Regions from separate parts of the Homo sapiens genome. Here region 2 is linked to region 1. A link is a loop called in an ENCODE intact Hi-C map of the cell type or tissue named here. Cell type or tissue: heart left ventricle. All regions are shown on one strand.

Region 1 (8,000 bases):
AATCTACTCAGGCTCAAGGTTTTCTTTATAGCAGTACAAAAAACAGCCTAACACACTTACGATCATCAGCATTTCACAGTTGAAAACACTGAGGCTCAGAGAGGTCCCCAGCTAATAAATGTTGCATCCCAGGAGCAAATACAGTTACTCTGGCTCCAAAGCCTGCATTCTTTCCACTACTTCATGCTGCTCTGAAGGATGGAATCTTAGGGTAGAACTATGTTTAGGAGATGAAAGGCAAAAGCTCCTTGGACAGAAGAACCATCAGAGGGTGTAATGTTACGGAGGCCAAGAGAAGAAAGAGTTTCAAGATGGTGGAACCGGAAACAGTGCCAGATGCCGCCAAGAGAACAGGGAAAATGAGAACTGGGAAGAGACTGCTAGATTTGGGGAGCAGATGATAATTAGCAGCTGTGGACCGTTGAAGGGGGCTGTGTTGGTGAAAATAAAGGTGTCTGCGTAGAAGCACGACCTCACCTTCTCATGTCCCCAGAATGGTACTCCTGTAGAGAAACTCCTACAGGGTCAACTCAGCCAGTGTCTGACAGTCACTGCATGTGGCTGATTGGGGAGTAAAATTCACAGCCTTCAGGCTCAAGCAGCTAACAACTTAACTGGGGACACTAGCTTTCGAATATGAAGACAACCAGAGAACACACATGGTAAAGGGAATGTGTGCCCCGACATTCCTCCCACTGCCTCAACTTCTGCCAACTTCTAGATGGGTGGGAACTGAGCTCCTGAGAGCAAGCTGGGCCAGCCATCTGTGCAGCATCTGTGCGTGACAGCGGCAGAGGCCATGGTGGCACACTGATCTCTCAGAGATCACGTGCAGCTGGAGAACTCTAAGTGGCTTCAGCAGTTAGGGGATAGGCAGGAAAAAAGTGAACCCCTAATGGACTCTGAGCAGAAATGGCCAGAGGGGAAGACAGAAAGCCAAGACTGTAGGAAGGGAAGAAGTTAGTAGCTGATTGAGCCCAAATGAGGTTCTTCTTTGTTCTCTTCTCCCACTCAACTACTCTTCTCTATTTTTTTTAGAGATGGTGTCTTGCTCTGTCACCCAGGTTGGAGTGTCACTATGATGACTCACTGTGGTCTCGAACTCCTGTGCTCAAGCACTCCTCCCACCTCAACTTCCCAAGCAGCTAGAATTACAAGCATGAACCACTGCACCTAGCCTTCTCTTCCTCTCTTAACAACCCATCTCACTCCTTCTTGCCTCAGTGGCTCATTTGTTTTTTTTTTTAAGAGACAGAGTCTCATTCTGTCACCCAGGCTGGAGTGCAGTGGCATGATCTCGGCTCACTGCAACCTCTGCCTCCCGGGTTCAAGCGATTCTCCTGCCTCAACCTCCCGAGCAGCTGGGACTACAGGGGCCTGCCACCACACTCGGCTAATTTTTGTATTTTCAGTAGAGATGGGGTTTTGCCACGTTGGCCAGGCTGGTCTCGAACTCCTGACCTCAGGTGATCTACCTGAATGGCTCACTTCTTCTTTCTCATTCCCTCCAGCCACAAATCCAGCCCTATATCCTCTTTATTGCTTCATTTTCTAAAATGGCCAGGCCAGCGAGTGTCATCCATGTGAGGGAACTAAGTCACCAGCCTCTTCCTTCCCACTCTGCTTCTGCCTTCATCCTGCATCCTCTCACCTCCTGCTTCTCAGAAGACACACAGAATTTCTCTGCTGGACCAACCACAGGCTTGGGTGCCCCCTGCCAAAAACACCTTTAGCTGCCACAGTGCCTGAAATGCCAGCACTGTCATCAATTCCTTTGGTTTCTGTCTTAAAATATTAATATGCCTGGAAAAATAAAAAATCTTGTTTCTAACATTCTAAATAATTGTTGAGAAGACCAACTACCTCTTTGCTGTGCCTTGGGAACCTTGGCCAGCTGGGGTTGGCATCAAGAGATGGTTTAGGGAATAGGGGGAGAAGGTGGAGAGACTGATGCAAAACTTAACCCATTATGCAATTTTGTCCTGGAGTAACCTCACCCTTGGCTTGGCTTTGGGGAAAGGAGTAGTAATTCCTCTGTGGCTGAAGCTGTAGGTGTTCCAGCTGTGTCCCCTTGGCTTCCCTTAGCATTTACCTGCAGACATTTTTCAAATAACAGTGGGGACAGTCAGAAGACCAGGAGTGGTGATGCCCCGCAGAAACTAATGCAGGACAATCCTGAGGAGTGTTCTCATGGTCTCTCAGAGTGCTCCAGCAATAACCCATTCAATAATGTACCTTTTATTGCTCACTGCTCAGAGCGCTTTCTGTATCACCTCTGAAAAATACGACTCATGCCCAGATTCTTGTTTCACATTTTGTTTCAAGGGGAATCCAAACTCAAACACCATATATAAGGGACCTTTCCCTTTGATTCCTACTACTCATAGGGGAGAAAATAAAGCCCACTGGCTCCTAAAAAATCCACTGACCCAGATTACAGGAATGTGCATTGAAAGTTTAAATGCATATACCCTTAGACCCAGAATCCTAGAAGTTTACCTAAGAAAATTAGCACACTGGTTGTGCAAAACTGTCTAAGGATGCATATCATCACATAGAAGGGTAATATTGGGAAGCCACTTAATGTCCAGCAATACCAAATAGGTTAATCATGGTATATCCCGTGTTGCCATTAGAAATGATGATATAGGCCAGGCGCGGTGGCTCATGCCTGTAATCCCAGCACTTTGGGAAGCCAAGGCGGGTGGATCACCTGAAGTCGGGAGTTCAAGAGCAGTCTGACCAACATGGTGAAACCCTGTCTCTACTAAAAATACAAAATTAGCCGGGCATGGTGGCGCATGCCTGTAATCCCAGCTACTTGGGAGGCTGAGGCTTGAACCTGGGAGGCGGAGGTTGCGGTGAGCCGAGATCGCGCCACTACACTCCAGCCTGGGCAACAAGAGTGAAACTCTGTCTCAAAAAAAAGGAAAAGAAAAAAAAGAAATGATGATACAGATTTTTAGACAGCTTTGCATGTCTGTGGTGCTTATATAAATACACCTACATACATATAGCTACATGTGCACATGAAGAATCTGGAAGAATGACAACGAAATGTTAACAATAGTTATGTCTGGGAAGAAGGATTGGGGGTTGTGGATCACTTTCCTTTTCTTCTTTACACCTTTCTGAATTGGAATATATACATATATAACTTGGGACTTTAAAATTTTTGAAACTTGAAAAAAAATTGTAATTAGAAATCAATGGCCTCGGCGCCAGAGAACTGAATTTCATAGCTCAAACTCGTTCTCCCAACAGGAGCTATTGGTCTCACCACCAAGGGGAGGTTGGAACAGACCCACAGAAGGGAACTGTCCCACTTAGCCAGGCAGTGGCTGTTCTAAGCAAGTCAGCAAACACATCTGCCAACTGGCAGCCATGGGAGAGCATGTCATGTCACGTGTCCAGCATGTGTGGCCCCATCTGACTCAGAGGCAACACGCACAGCTCTGGCGCCATAATCAGGGTCGCGGGTTGGGATCAGCTGTGCCTCCCCATCCCCACCCCCTACAGACCACCTCCCCTTACCCTGCCTGCCTGGAGCCCCAGCTGGCTCTTGGAAGGTCCCTTTCCAATTTGCTCCACATTCGGGAGTTTCTTATTCCCACGGGAAGAACTCGTTGCCATGGCGATGTGCGCCTCCCAACCCTGAAGCCCGCCCTGGAAGCGAAATCCTTGCCTGGGCTCCCAGGCTGAGCCGGAGGACCCCGGGGGTTCACCTAGCCCTCTGGGATAAGGGGCTTTAGTCTCTATATTCTTTGGGCTTGGGGGTTGGGGACAGTGGGAGGATTAATTATGGAGGCAAGGTCAGAGGAAAAGGGAAAAATGGGAAAGATTTTATTTAAAGCCCCTGGTCATTCTTGCCTTTCCGCCCGCCCACCACGACCCCTCAAGCCAGATGCCGTCTCTAGTTCGGGAGCGTTGGATGAGGATGCCAGGCACTCTGCTTTTCCTAAACAACTTCCAAGAACCCCGGAACATTTCTTAAAGTGTCTGGAACGAAGCTTTAACCTCGCCTGCTCCATCAGCCTGGGACGGAAAAGACGCGAGGGGCGAAGAAGAGGTGGGGCACGGGGAGCCCGGGCCGTTCGGCGTAAGTGATCCAGGCTTCCAGCGCCCCGGGCGCACCCCGCGGAAAGGCGTCTGGGAGTCGGGGACGTGCGGGGGGAGACCACCCGGCCAACCCCGGGGGATGAGCTGCAAGGCTGGCCACGCCCGGCAGGAGACTGCGCGCAGAGACCCGCCCGGGGAAGCACGGGAGGAGGGAGGGCGGCCATGTACAACCCCTGGCAGGTGGGAGCCTCCCTGGCGCCAGCTCGGGCAGGGCCACGCCCCTTCCCAACTCCCCGCGCTCGGCCTCCGGACTGCTCAGGGGGCCACGCCCCTTCCGGATTCCCCGCGCTAGGCCTCCGGACCGCTCAGCGGCCCCGCCCCTTCTCGAGTTCTCCGCGCTCGGCCTCCGGACGGCTCAGGGGGCCACGCCCCGTCGCCCGGGGCCCCGCCCACTCCTCAAGCCCCACGGGACTCCCAGCCTACCTCCCTCCCGCTGCCGCACTGGACTCCCAGACCTCGGCACCAACCGTATCTCCTGTTACTCGCCCCAGGGTGGTTGCCCGGGGAAAAACTCCAAGGGTTTCACTGGCTGGCCTGGAAACCCTTTCATCTTTGCTCCATCAGCAGCAGCTCTTTGATTGAGTTCTCCTGGCTTTAGAGCCTCCCACTATGGTCATGCTGCAAATTCCCGTGGCCAGCACCCGAGGCCTGCTGGCTCCGATCTGGGCCACGTGTACAACCAGGTGTGCCCCCTTAGCCTCACGCCCTCCTCCTGTTGCCTCCCCATCCCTCTAGCCTTCGGGACTTGGGGTTGCAATGAATCTTAGGTTTTTTCCAGGAGTCTTTTATTCCTCCAGCGTCTCCGTGCGCCTGTCCGCTCCAACACCTGACATTTTCCTTCAACTCCACCCTCCCCTCCCCGAGTCCACAGACACACACCCACCCACACGCCTCTTCCCTTCCCCTCCACCCTCAGTCAGCGGCAGAGTCAGTCCATCCAATAGGCAGGAGCCCAAAAGACTGTCCACGGACAGCTGTCCTCTCGCCCAGGAGAGTGGGGCTGCACACAGCAGCAGGCCCAGGAGGAAATCGTGCTTTGATAGCCCCAGGCATCGTATTTCATCGTATTTCACAAGTGAGCCAAATGGAGAAGGGATTAGCTGTTTCACCCAATAAGCCCACATCTGTAGTTACATTCTGACTGGGATAAAATTACCCTGGTTATTAATCCTTCTGCTTTAGGGCATAAGCTGATCACCAGCTGGGGTCAGGAAAAAACTCCACCCCAGCTCCTTCCAACTTGCTCCCCCATCCTCAGCTGCTCCATTTCCTGTGGTCTATTCTTGCACAGTTAGGTCTACAAGCCAGGTTCAAGGCCACCAACTGAGGCACCTGTCCCGAGACAGGACCATTCTAATCTGCCCTGAAAAGGACATCCCATTGATCATGTAAGTATGTACTGAGAATCTACTGTGGGCAAGACATTGGTCTTCGCTGTGGGAGATACAAAAACCATTCAGGCATGGCCCTTGCCTTTTTCATGCCAAGAAAAGCTGAAGTGTGTGGTCAGAAATTGCATGTGGTTTCTGGGACTTACTGCCCTGAAGCACCCTGGGTGTATCGGATGGCCTCAGGGAACACAGTTTGGGTATGGGCAGTATTTTCATGCCCATTGCCATTCCCTTCTGCCTCAAGTGTATGTGGGCTTTCCCTGCAGTCAGCCAGCAGGCCAGGCCAGGGTGGCTTTGTTTCTGTCTCTGACCCTTTCTCTTCAGACTCCAAATCTGCAGGTGCTGGAGACTTTGAAGGAGTCTCCGTTTCCCTTGGTAGAAACAAGAGGTAGGAACAAGCAGGTGGAAAGCCAGGGTTACTCCTTCCAGCCAATGGGTCTGGGGCTGCAGCACACAAAGTTGACATCCCGAAAGGCCATTTTCCTCGATCGCTTCAGACCTGGCATTGGGTGGACAGACCACATGATTCAGCATCCAAATTGGAGATCTCTCAATAACAGAAAGAGGTGCCATTGATAATTTCGTGGAACTTTCCTGAGCACACCAGGGTGTGCTCATTCTTCCTGAGGGGTCATCTCCCTTGGGCATCGTAAGAGGCACCACTGAGACACAACAGCTTTTGTCACCATTTCCCAATTGTGTCCCAAGCTCTCTGTCCTCTTCCCTGTGCTGGTCATCTCACAGTCTTCTTCTGCAGGTAGATCCCCCCTACTTCAGCCCTTCCTCCCACCTCAGCTCCTTTGTTCCCGCTGCCATGCCCAGAACAACCTATATTTCCACTCTCCAACCTTGGATCAACCCAACTGTGTTTTCACGCTACTATGTCCAGGATACTGGATGATACTAGAGATAGCCATCAGTAACATTCATTACATGAATAAGTCTGGGTTGATCCTGTGACACAGTTATGCCTTCTACCCTCTGCTGCTTCTCAACATTGCTCAGTCCTTATGTTGGTGTTCTCATTTCACATGATAGAGTTCCAAACCTTTTGTAGCCCGAATCGTCATCTATCCCCTAATTCTTGGAAAAGACCCTAACTTCACCAATAGCAACAACAATCAAAACCAACTGAACAAACAAAAAAATACTTAAGATACGAACCTCTCAGATTTTCTGAACTCTCCACCTCCAGACTAAATTTGTGGATGGATACCTATCTGTTGACCAGACCCTCCCTCTTCAATGAAAACTGCCTCTCCTTCCACTCCATCTGTGAGGCACCCTTGGATGCTGACATGTGCTTACATAGGACTTCCTGTCCACAGCCAGAATTAGCCAGAATTCACTGACCCATGGTTGGACTCCTAAAATACTCAAGATGAGAGACATGTTACTTTTCTTTACTATAGTAACTATCAAATGCATCCCATAACCTTATGTTGTAAATGTCAAATATGCACAATAAAATTTATTTGAAAAAATAAAGCTGGAAAATTGAAAGTAATGAATGTTCAGTTAAAATCTGCAAACAAGCTAATAAATAAATACTCAAGATGGCCCAGTGACAGCCTTTCTCTAGAGTTTTTGATTTGAGGCCAAGAAGGTTAGTGCAGCCTTTCTCCCATGGCTGTCACTGTGAAGATAAACATTTGGGAATTGATGGCAGCCTTGTTTCTCCACCAGGCTGAAGAAACTAGGACCTGCGGGGGCTGAGACTGGAGTGAAACAGATGTGAAGAGAAAAGTCCTGGGTCCAGGTGGTCCTGGGGCCCAGCCATGCTCTTGTTTTTTTTTTTTTGTTTGTTTTTTGTTTGTTTGTTTGTTTGTTTTGTTTTAATAGATTTAAATTGGTTCCTGCCAGGTACAGTCAAAGGCCTTTTTACCTGCTTCTCAGAGAATTTCCCTCCGCCTGCCTGTGGCTAATTCCTTCTCCTGCACCCTTGGTTCAGCCTCACCTGGCGACCCTTGTTCCATCACTTCCACCACTTCTCTAGAATCTTCAGTCATTTCAGCAATACATATGTTCATCTTCCTGCCCAAAAACTGAATAAGCAAAGACTTTCTTTCATCTCTGACCCTCTTCAACTTCTGCCCTTCCCTTCTACTCACTATCTCTATTTTCTCACCTCCTACTTAATGCCCAATCTGCTGCTGCTATCTTGCTCCATTTCTTCTTCCCATTTTCCTGAGGCTACTCTCTTGACAGGGAGTGCATTGCAGAATATGTCCAATTTCTTGTGTTTATGTTACTTGTCTGCAGCATCTGGCATCAGTAACCACCTCCTCTTTCTCAAAACTCCCACTGCACTTGATGGTTTTCCTGCTGGTTCTTGACCTGATGCAGAAAAGCTTGACCTGCAGAAGCTGTACTAGAAGCAATCAGGATCTAAAGCTCTAGACTTTTCCAACCTGCCTCTCATTGCCATAAAAATGCAACTGGCCTGTGTCTCCTCTCCTGGTGCACTGCTAAGGGAGGGCTGACTGATCT
Region 2 (8,000 bases), 94 kb after region 1:
CCTCATTTTACACAACAGTGAATAGTGGCAGTCAATCTGGCTTCTCTCCACTGCACGGGGCTTTTCTCATGACCACATTGAGGATTAGGTTGAGGCAGATGGTGGGATTGGGGCGGGAGTGTGCAGAAAGAAGTTTCAGTTCACTCTGCCACAAATGTATTATTTCCTCACGTAGACCGAATCCCAGCACACCACACATTAGCTGTGTGACCTCAGGCAAACTCCTTAACTACTCTGAGCCTCAGTTTCTCCATCAATAAAATAAATGTAATACTGTTGGTCCCAGTAAGGCCAACATTATTTATAACCCTTTGAACAGGGTTGTTGGAAGGGTTGTAAGTAATCTGCCGATCACTCCTTCCCTGGGATCTGGAGCTCATTTAGTGACAGATACTATCATTATTGTTGTTATTCTTACTTTGATGTATGCACCATACAAATGCATATATTTACATTACAAATCAACCTGGTTAATGAATACAAAGCTGCAATCGTACTTTCTTTTTAATTAACTTGCTGTGCCAGAGAGGTAATAAAAGGAATGAAATCAGCATTTTTTTCTCAATGTGCCTATCATCAATTAAGCATCTTGGTAAGTGCCTCTTTCCAAGGCTACAAATATTCCTGTTCCAACGCTTGTGGGTGAGCAGGGCCAGATGGAGAGGGTAGTGTGTCACTTCTCTGCTGTTCTGCCCTTATGCCCTTTGCAGAGAGGAGCCTGCTCAGGGCGTTTGCTTGTGAGTTGTGTGATTATGACTCCAACCTTGCAGAACCTTGACAGGGAGCAGAGTCCTGGGTTTTCATCAGGTGCTGCCAGTGGGTCTTTTCCATCTGACATATTAATTCCTGCCTCTTCCTGTAAAGATAATTCACGCTTCTTGGCGGCATTGTGCAGTGCACAATGCCGGGTGCCAGGAATCTCCTGCAAACTTCAGCAGGGCTGCATTGTAATGTGCCACTAGATTAATCCAGCCATCTAAAATGCATTTTTAAAAAGCCAAAGGTCCTTCCCATGAATAACCTGGTGAGTATTTGAGCTTCATTATAATTTCCCTCTAATGGAGTTTGGGGAAATGAAATGGGAGTTATTAGCCAGATTTATAAGGCTGTCTACTGAGAAAATAGGAATGAAGAGAGGCTGACTTAGCAGACAAGGTGCATTGGTTATCTACCTAGCCAAGGAGAAAGAGCTGGCCCACAGTTTGCAAAGATGGAAAATATCCTTACCCAGCAAACACTTGTCCTGTGCTTCCAACAGAAGGCTGGCTGTGCTTTCATAATCTGAGGAAGCATTGCACATACATCCTCCAGCGGCCCCCTTTCTATGCCTGAGTCTGAGATCCAACACTCCACGCTCAGAGCACATCATGTCAGTGATTCAAATGGACCATGCATGAAAACTCTCCCACTGGTCTTTGGAGGGTGGAAAACCACTTCATTCAAGTGCAGACGCAGGTATTGTATTGGAAATGGCTAGCCAAGGTTCCTGAAGGAGGAGGAAGCTCTTGCCCTCCAAATGAAGCCAAGAAAGACCCTGTTGCCTGGAAGAGACAGACCTGGCGAAGCAAGAGCCTGGGGGCTCTGCGCAGCCAGAGGACATCCTGCAGCCACCGGGTACCCTGCAAAGGCGAGGGGGGGCTCGCCTTGAGGGGAGGCTGGTGGGCAGGAACTGCCGGGCCCGCAGTCGAGCTGTTTTCCACTTGTCTAGGGTATATCACCTGCTTCTGCACTGCACTTAGATGAGCAACTATGACACTGATGTTCTTGTTAAGGAACTGCATTGTTTTGCTAGGGCTTCCATAACAAAGTACCACAGACTGGGTGGCTTACCCAATGAAAGTCTGTTTTCCCACCGTTCTGGAAGCTGAAAGTCCAAGATCAACCTGTGGGCAGGTTGGGTTTCTCCTGGGGCCTGTCTCCTTGGCTGGGAGGCAGCCGCCTTCTTGCTGTGTCCTCACATGGCCTTTCCCCTGTGCAAGCGCATCCCTGATGTCTCTGCATCTTCTTGTTATGACACAGCAGTATTGGGTTAGGGCCCACTCCAATGACCTCATTTTAACTTAATTACCATTGTAAGGATGCTGTCTCCAAAACAGTCACATTCTGAGGTGCTGAGGGTTGAACTTCAACAGATGTATTTGTAGGGACCAAATTCAGCCCATAGCAGGGACTTTTAGATGTTTTATTTATTTATTTTTATTTTGTTTTATTTTTATTTTTGGAGATGGAGTTTCACTCTTGTTGCCCAGGCTGGAGTGCAGTGGCACGATCTCAGCTCACTGCAACCTCTGCCTCCTGGGTTCAAGTGATTCTCCTACCTCAGCCTCCTGAGTAGCTGGGATTACAGGCACCAGCCACCGTGCCTGGCTAAATTTTTGCATTTTTAGTAGACGAGGTTTCATCATGTTGGCCAGCCTGGTCTCAAACTCCTGACCTCAGGTAATGCATCCACCTTGGCCTCCCAAAGTGTTGGTATTACAGGCATGAGCCACTGTGCCCGCCCAGACTTTTTATGATCACAATGTTCATATAAAGCCATAACTGTCACTGAGTACTGGGTATTTACTGGACTTCACCTGCATCTTCAAAACTGACACGTGAGGCAGGTAGCATTATTGTTCACACTTTAGAGATGAAGAAACTGAGGCACACTGCCATTAAGCACCTCATCTGGTTAGTGGCAGAGTTGCACCCATACAGCAGGTTGCCCAAGCCTGCGCTTCCGATCACCACATTATTCTGTCTCTTCTCCTGTGTTTGTGACAGAAAAATGTGCACACTCTAGAAGAGAAGAAAGAAAAGAAAAGCCACCCACAACTTCACCCATCTGGGCTTTGCATGTAGATGTGTATTGTGTGACATACTCTGTTTTCCTGTCCTCGTTCCTCCTTCACACCGGCTAACGTCTTTGACACAGCATTGTTGGTGGCAAGGCCAAAGGAGAGCTGTAGGGACTTAAAAACTGTGTCTGCGGCCTGGCACGGTGGCTCACACCTGTAATCCCAGCACTTTGGGAGGCTGAGGCAGGAGGATCACTTGAGGTCAGGAGTTCGAGACCAGCCTGGCCAACATGGTGAAACCCCATCTTCTACCAAAAATACAAAAATTAGCCGAGTGTGGTGTTGTGCACCTGTAATCCCAGCTACTTGGGAGCCTGAGGCAGGAGAATTGCTTGAACCTGGGGGGCGGAGGTTGCAGTGAGCAGAGATCAGGCCACTGCACTCCACCCTGGGCAGCAGGGTGAGACTCTGTCAAAAAAACAAAAACGAAACAAAAAACAAAAACAAAAAACTGTGTCTGCAAAAAATAAAAGAGCATGGGACAGTGTTAAGGATACAGGGTTGGGTGTAAGCAGCAGGTTCCTTAGCAATGTGTGCAGTATGAGCCCAATTTAAAACAAAACAAAACAAAACAAAAATTATCACCGGAATTCTAGGTAGATCTCTGGCTACTGAGCCTATGGGTGATATTCATTTTCCTCCTATATCACCTATATGTGTTTCCCATATTTTTCAAATGTGCTATAATGAGCATGTAGACACAATGACCTCTGAAAGCAGAAATAAAAAACAATAAATGTCCTAAGAGAAAAATTAAACTGTGCTGGCTCACAGCACGGCAGGTCCGATTCACTGATGCAGTCTCCATTCTGGAAGATTTCTGTGTTTGTGCCCAGAAGGGAAAACAAAGGCAGCAGACGGAGTCTGTGAGGAAATCTACTGGAAACAACATCCTGAGTGAGGAAAGCAACAAAAGAGCCACCTCCCTAAAAGCAGCCCAAAGTGGCAATTCAAATAGTAAAAATGACGCAGGGATTTGGAAACAAAATCCCAGCTTGCAGTCAGAGCTTCCTGAGCCAGTGAAAACAGCAAGTGCGGAAGAGGAAGCCCAGGCTGCCCCATGTCCCCAGGGTCCACGGCTGCCACCTTTGCCAGGACCCCTGGGGGCTCAGAGAGAGCTCCATTCTTCTCCTCCCAGGTGGAGGGTCAGCCCTGTGCCCCAGGTGCCCAGCAGTCTAGGGGGCATGCCAAGTTTTCCCTGTGGGGAGCAAGGCTGCCCTTGGACAGGAACCCAGAAATGGCCTGAGCCGGGCCGGGCATGTGTTTCACCTCAGGCCACCTGCTTCCTGCTGGGCTGCGCAGCCGGGAGCCAGCGAGGCGGACACAATGGGCAAGACCCACGTCACTTTCTTAGGGAAAGAAAATTACTCTTTGTGGACCGAGAGATCAAGACAGGATATCTATAAGTGTTTAAAGAAAAGCCCAGTCTGCAGTCCCCTCCCTCCCCAAGCACTTCCGAAATGTCCCTCAACACACCCGGCTCTTTAAATATCCAAACCCAGAATAAATGTGCACACAGCATTTCCCCCAGCAACGGGGTCCACGCGGCTGCCAGCTGAGTCACAGATGTTAGAGCTGGGCCGGGCCTCTGAGATCACCAAGTTCAGGCTAAGAGCAGAATGACCAGCTCTCGGTGCTTCTTCCCTGTGCAGACACTTGCTGGCTGTGTCACTGCTGGGCACCTCTCCTCTCTCAGTGGCTCCCTGGGCTGTGCTGGTGCCACTCAGGTCTCCCTGTGCCCTTAATAACCACTGAGCCACCCAGCCTAGGCTGCTAGGGCCATGCTTTTAAATGAGATGCTGAGTCTAGAGAGGAAAAAGGACTCGCTGCATTGCACAACTTGTTCCTGGCGTAACTGGAGCTAAAACCTGGCGTGACTCGTCTCCTCCAGCTCTTTCCTGGACTCTTATGGACGTCTTGCGTCTGACGATTGTTTTGTGGGGCCATCCTGTGATGGTGCGGGTGATTGCTATAGATTACAAGCTGTTGAATGTACTTTCTTTGAGATCCCTCCAGATAGGTTTAGACAGGCATTTTCTTAAGTTTTGGATTTTTATCAACTTGGACTATATCTATGGTTTGGTTTTGTTTTTCATAAAAATTCTTTTTGGCCTCTGGTAAAGATAAATTCCACCAGACCTCAAAATGTGAAACAGACACAAGCAGACCTGATCTGGTTGGAGCAGGAGCAAAATCCCAAAGCTCCCTCTCCTACAGCCTCCCTCTGCTGCACAACCCCCATGTCCTGGGACTCATAGCTCTGAGCAATCATTTGCAAAACACTGGGCCGTCAGTATCTGATGGACTTGCTCGTATCTGAGAATCTGTGATTCGTGATTATGTGACTGTAGATAATGAAGAAAACATCCCCAGGTTCCTACCCTATCCTCCACCTAACTTGGCAGCATAGAGTAACAAATAAGGATGAGGAGAGATCTGACAGGTGTGCTAAATTTAAATGCACCCAGGGGTCATCAGTGAAATGTACACGCCCAAGCCCAAAATAAATCATTCATTCTTTCATTCCTCCAACAAAAATCGACTGCTAGGCACAGCAGATTATATGCAGGAAAGTAATTCACAGCCTTTATTCTTAAGGAGGTTTGGGTTTTATGTAAGAAAGTCTGACATCTAAATACAAAGAAAATTATAAACACTTCCAATATAATGTCTTTCAGATTTTCATGATCAAGAGCCGCCCTTTCCAGCAAGAATCACCATCAATGGCTTCATGGAAGAAGTGGCATTTGAAGAATAGTGTGATTTTGACAGGTGGAGCTGGGAGAGGAGGGCACTTCAGAATGAGGAAGCAGCATATTCAAAGGCCTGGGGGCCATTTGGTCATACAGGCTGAACCATATTCACCTCTAGGAAGCACATTCAGGTAATAGTGAAGGGAAGGGCAGCCATGGAATCAGCCACGTGGCAGCCCTGCTGGAAAGCACAGGTGTGTTCAAGAAATCCTGAGCTTGGGCACACCATGGGAGGGATCTGAATGGGGAAGCAGAGAGATCAGGCAGGGACCAGGGCGTGGAGGGCCTGGAAAGCCAGACAAAGGCTGCACACAGTGGGAAGTTGCTAAGCATTTTTGAGCAGGTAAGTGGCAACAGGGTCAAGCTTTCGGAAGCTAGGCCTAGCCATGGTATGAGGGTGAAATGGGAGGAAAGGGATGGAAGGCCAGGATGTGGTTGAAATTACCGCTGCAATAAAGGGGACAGGGAAAGGGCCAACTGTCGGTGGGGCAGGTGGTGTGGCTGGAAAAGAAGGGATAGGTGCAAGAGAATTTTTTAAAGTCCCGGGAAAATCAGCCAGGCTTGACAAATAACTGACTTTGGAGGTCAGAGGAGTGGAACAGTCAGAGGGACCAGCCGGCCTGTTCTGGGAACCTGGGGAAGGAGTGGGGGTCTTTTGCACTTTTACGGGAGACCACAGGTGTTTCTGCAACTGGATAGGCAAACGAGAAGTTCGATTTTAGGCCTGGGATGTCTGAGATGTTGGAGAGAGAGCCAGTTCAAAGTACCAGCTCTACCCCAAGCAAGGCTTTCTTTATGTCACCACACACATGTGCACAAAAACTCCTCTTAGTGTTGATAGTGAAACAGCCTGACTTGGAAGGAGGGTTATCGATTCCAATAGGCCCCATACTGCATTTTCTCCATCTGATTTCTCTCGCCTTCTTCTCTCCTTCCCAGGGAACATGGGGCTCAATGTGAGAGAAAGTCAAAAATGCAACTTCCTTATGGCAAATATGGGCAACAATTAGAAGAGCAAGGAAGGGGAATTCCCCCCGGCCCCATATTTTCCAGCTGAGCTGTGCTTGTCAGGGTAAACAGCGACAAAAATAATCACAGTTGCTTGCCACTTGGAATACTATTATCTGAACAGTTGGTGGATATGAACTGTTTTTAAAACGGGCTATCAAAACAAACCCAGGGAGAACATCTGTGGGGCCACGGGCCTGCGAGCCAGCTAAGGAAGGAAGCCATAACCCGGCAGCCTCTCCATCAAGTGTCCTTGCTGGGCAGGCGAGGGGGCGTCCCAACGATCACGAGGATGGGATGGGGTGGCCCAGGGTGGGAGGAGGCAAAAACAGGAAAGCAAGGGTCCGGCATGCAAACCAATTCTGAGCAACATACAGAAATGCAACTTCTAGAAACAATGAGGCGTAGGTAACGCCGGACCTCGAGCAGCGATGGGAGGACAGGGTGGCTGCAGGTTCCACTGAAATAGCTTTAGGGCCTGGGGAAATCTGCAGTGAAAACATCGCATGTTATTTATAGCCATAAGTTGAAATCCGTGTTATTTAGTATGATGTTTATAAAAAATAAATGGTAGGCGGCCTTTCCTTCCTTGCTTCTCTGGCTGTCGAAGAAAGGTTTTTAGGTGCATACTTCTCTGCTTTGTTTAGCTTATTTTGCTTTTTAAAAAATGTAACGAATGAGGGCAAGGATAACAACTGTTCATTATTTAAAAGCTCAAATGAAACCCAGGCTGAGGCACCTGAACTTCCTGGAGGGAAAAGACAGGGAACCAGAGAGTGGGCGCCACGGTGGGAGAGCCGTGTCCCGCAAAGCCCAGATCCCTTCTTTCCTTCTCTTTGACCTGGGGCAGGGAACAGCTTTCAAAACAAAATTCTTACAGGGGGTTTTGTTTGTGGTCTTTGTGTGTGGTGAGTTTTTTTTAAGTAGAGAAAGGATTTCCACCGGCAGAATTGTTTCCTCCCCTCTATTCTGGTCCCCTAATCCCCTCAATAAACCTCATAAACACTCCCCGACTCTCTCTCTTGGGTCTCCCCATTGTGTGGGGTGCTTGTGTAAAAACTAATTGTACCCTATGGTTGAAGAATAAGAGGGCGGGTTTGATGTTTTGGGGGACAAGTTCAATTAAAGGAGGGAATGGAGATTATTTGAATGCCCTCTGGGCTGCAGATCTAAGGCCAGTTTTATTAGTAATTCTCCACTCAGTTTTATTAGTCATAAATACGATATTTAGATCTTAAAAACAAAAGCAACTGATGGCCCATGGGTTCATGTGCCAACTGCAGCCTGGAACAAGGGGAACAGTGATTGGAGATATGGCAAGAAGCCTGTAATCTTTGATGCAGAGGCTCTAGAACTGTCTTCCTCTTCTGCCCTGCCTGGGTGGGGTCCCACACAGAGA

What was found. A loop is a pair of places that touch in the nucleus more often than their neighbours do. Peaks named below come from ENCODE experiments on the same cell type or tissue, not always from the same donor. Only the 100,000 strongest peaks of a DNase experiment are listed, where the experiment ranks them.
Region 2: a loop joins it to region 1, with 3 times the contacts of the local background. A loop is called at or near these places in 23 of 110 quality-filtered maps.

What each region holds. Positions count from the first base shown.
Region 1 is chr10:31,599,221-31,607,220 of GRCh38, forward strand. It overlaps LOC124906892, which reads left to right and starts at 3,642. Exons shown (of 4, transcript XM_067756347.1): 1 at 3,642-4,099; 2 at 5,036-5,194; 3 at 5,411-5,507; 4 at 6,706-6,998. The coding sequence starts at 3,802. The coding sequence ends at 6,862. LOC105376484 (a long non-coding RNA gene) reads right to left here. Exons shown (of 3, transcript XR_930803.3): 3 at 3,814-8,000. RefSeq lists a silencer at 4,054-4,643. In heart left ventricle, a CTCF peak has its summit at 4,220; DNase peaks (open chromatin) are centred at 3,411, 4,401 and 5,038; H3K4me3 peaks cover 1,606 bases; H3K27ac peaks cover 2,864 bases.
Region 2 is chr10:31,693,638-31,701,637 of GRCh38, forward strand. The region is part of intron 1 of MACORIS (macrophage enriched lincRNA repressor of IFN-gamma signaling); the gene reads right to left. Among named protein-coding and RNA genes, the nearest start is that of MACORIS, 9.8 kb to the right of the region's middle. RefSeq lists enhancers at 1,010-1,571, 1,572-2,133. In heart left ventricle, no CTCF peak of the experiment used is centred here; DNase peaks (open chromatin) are centred at 4,104, 4,394 and 6,864; H3K4me3 peaks cover 1,751 bases; H3K27ac peaks cover 5,686 bases.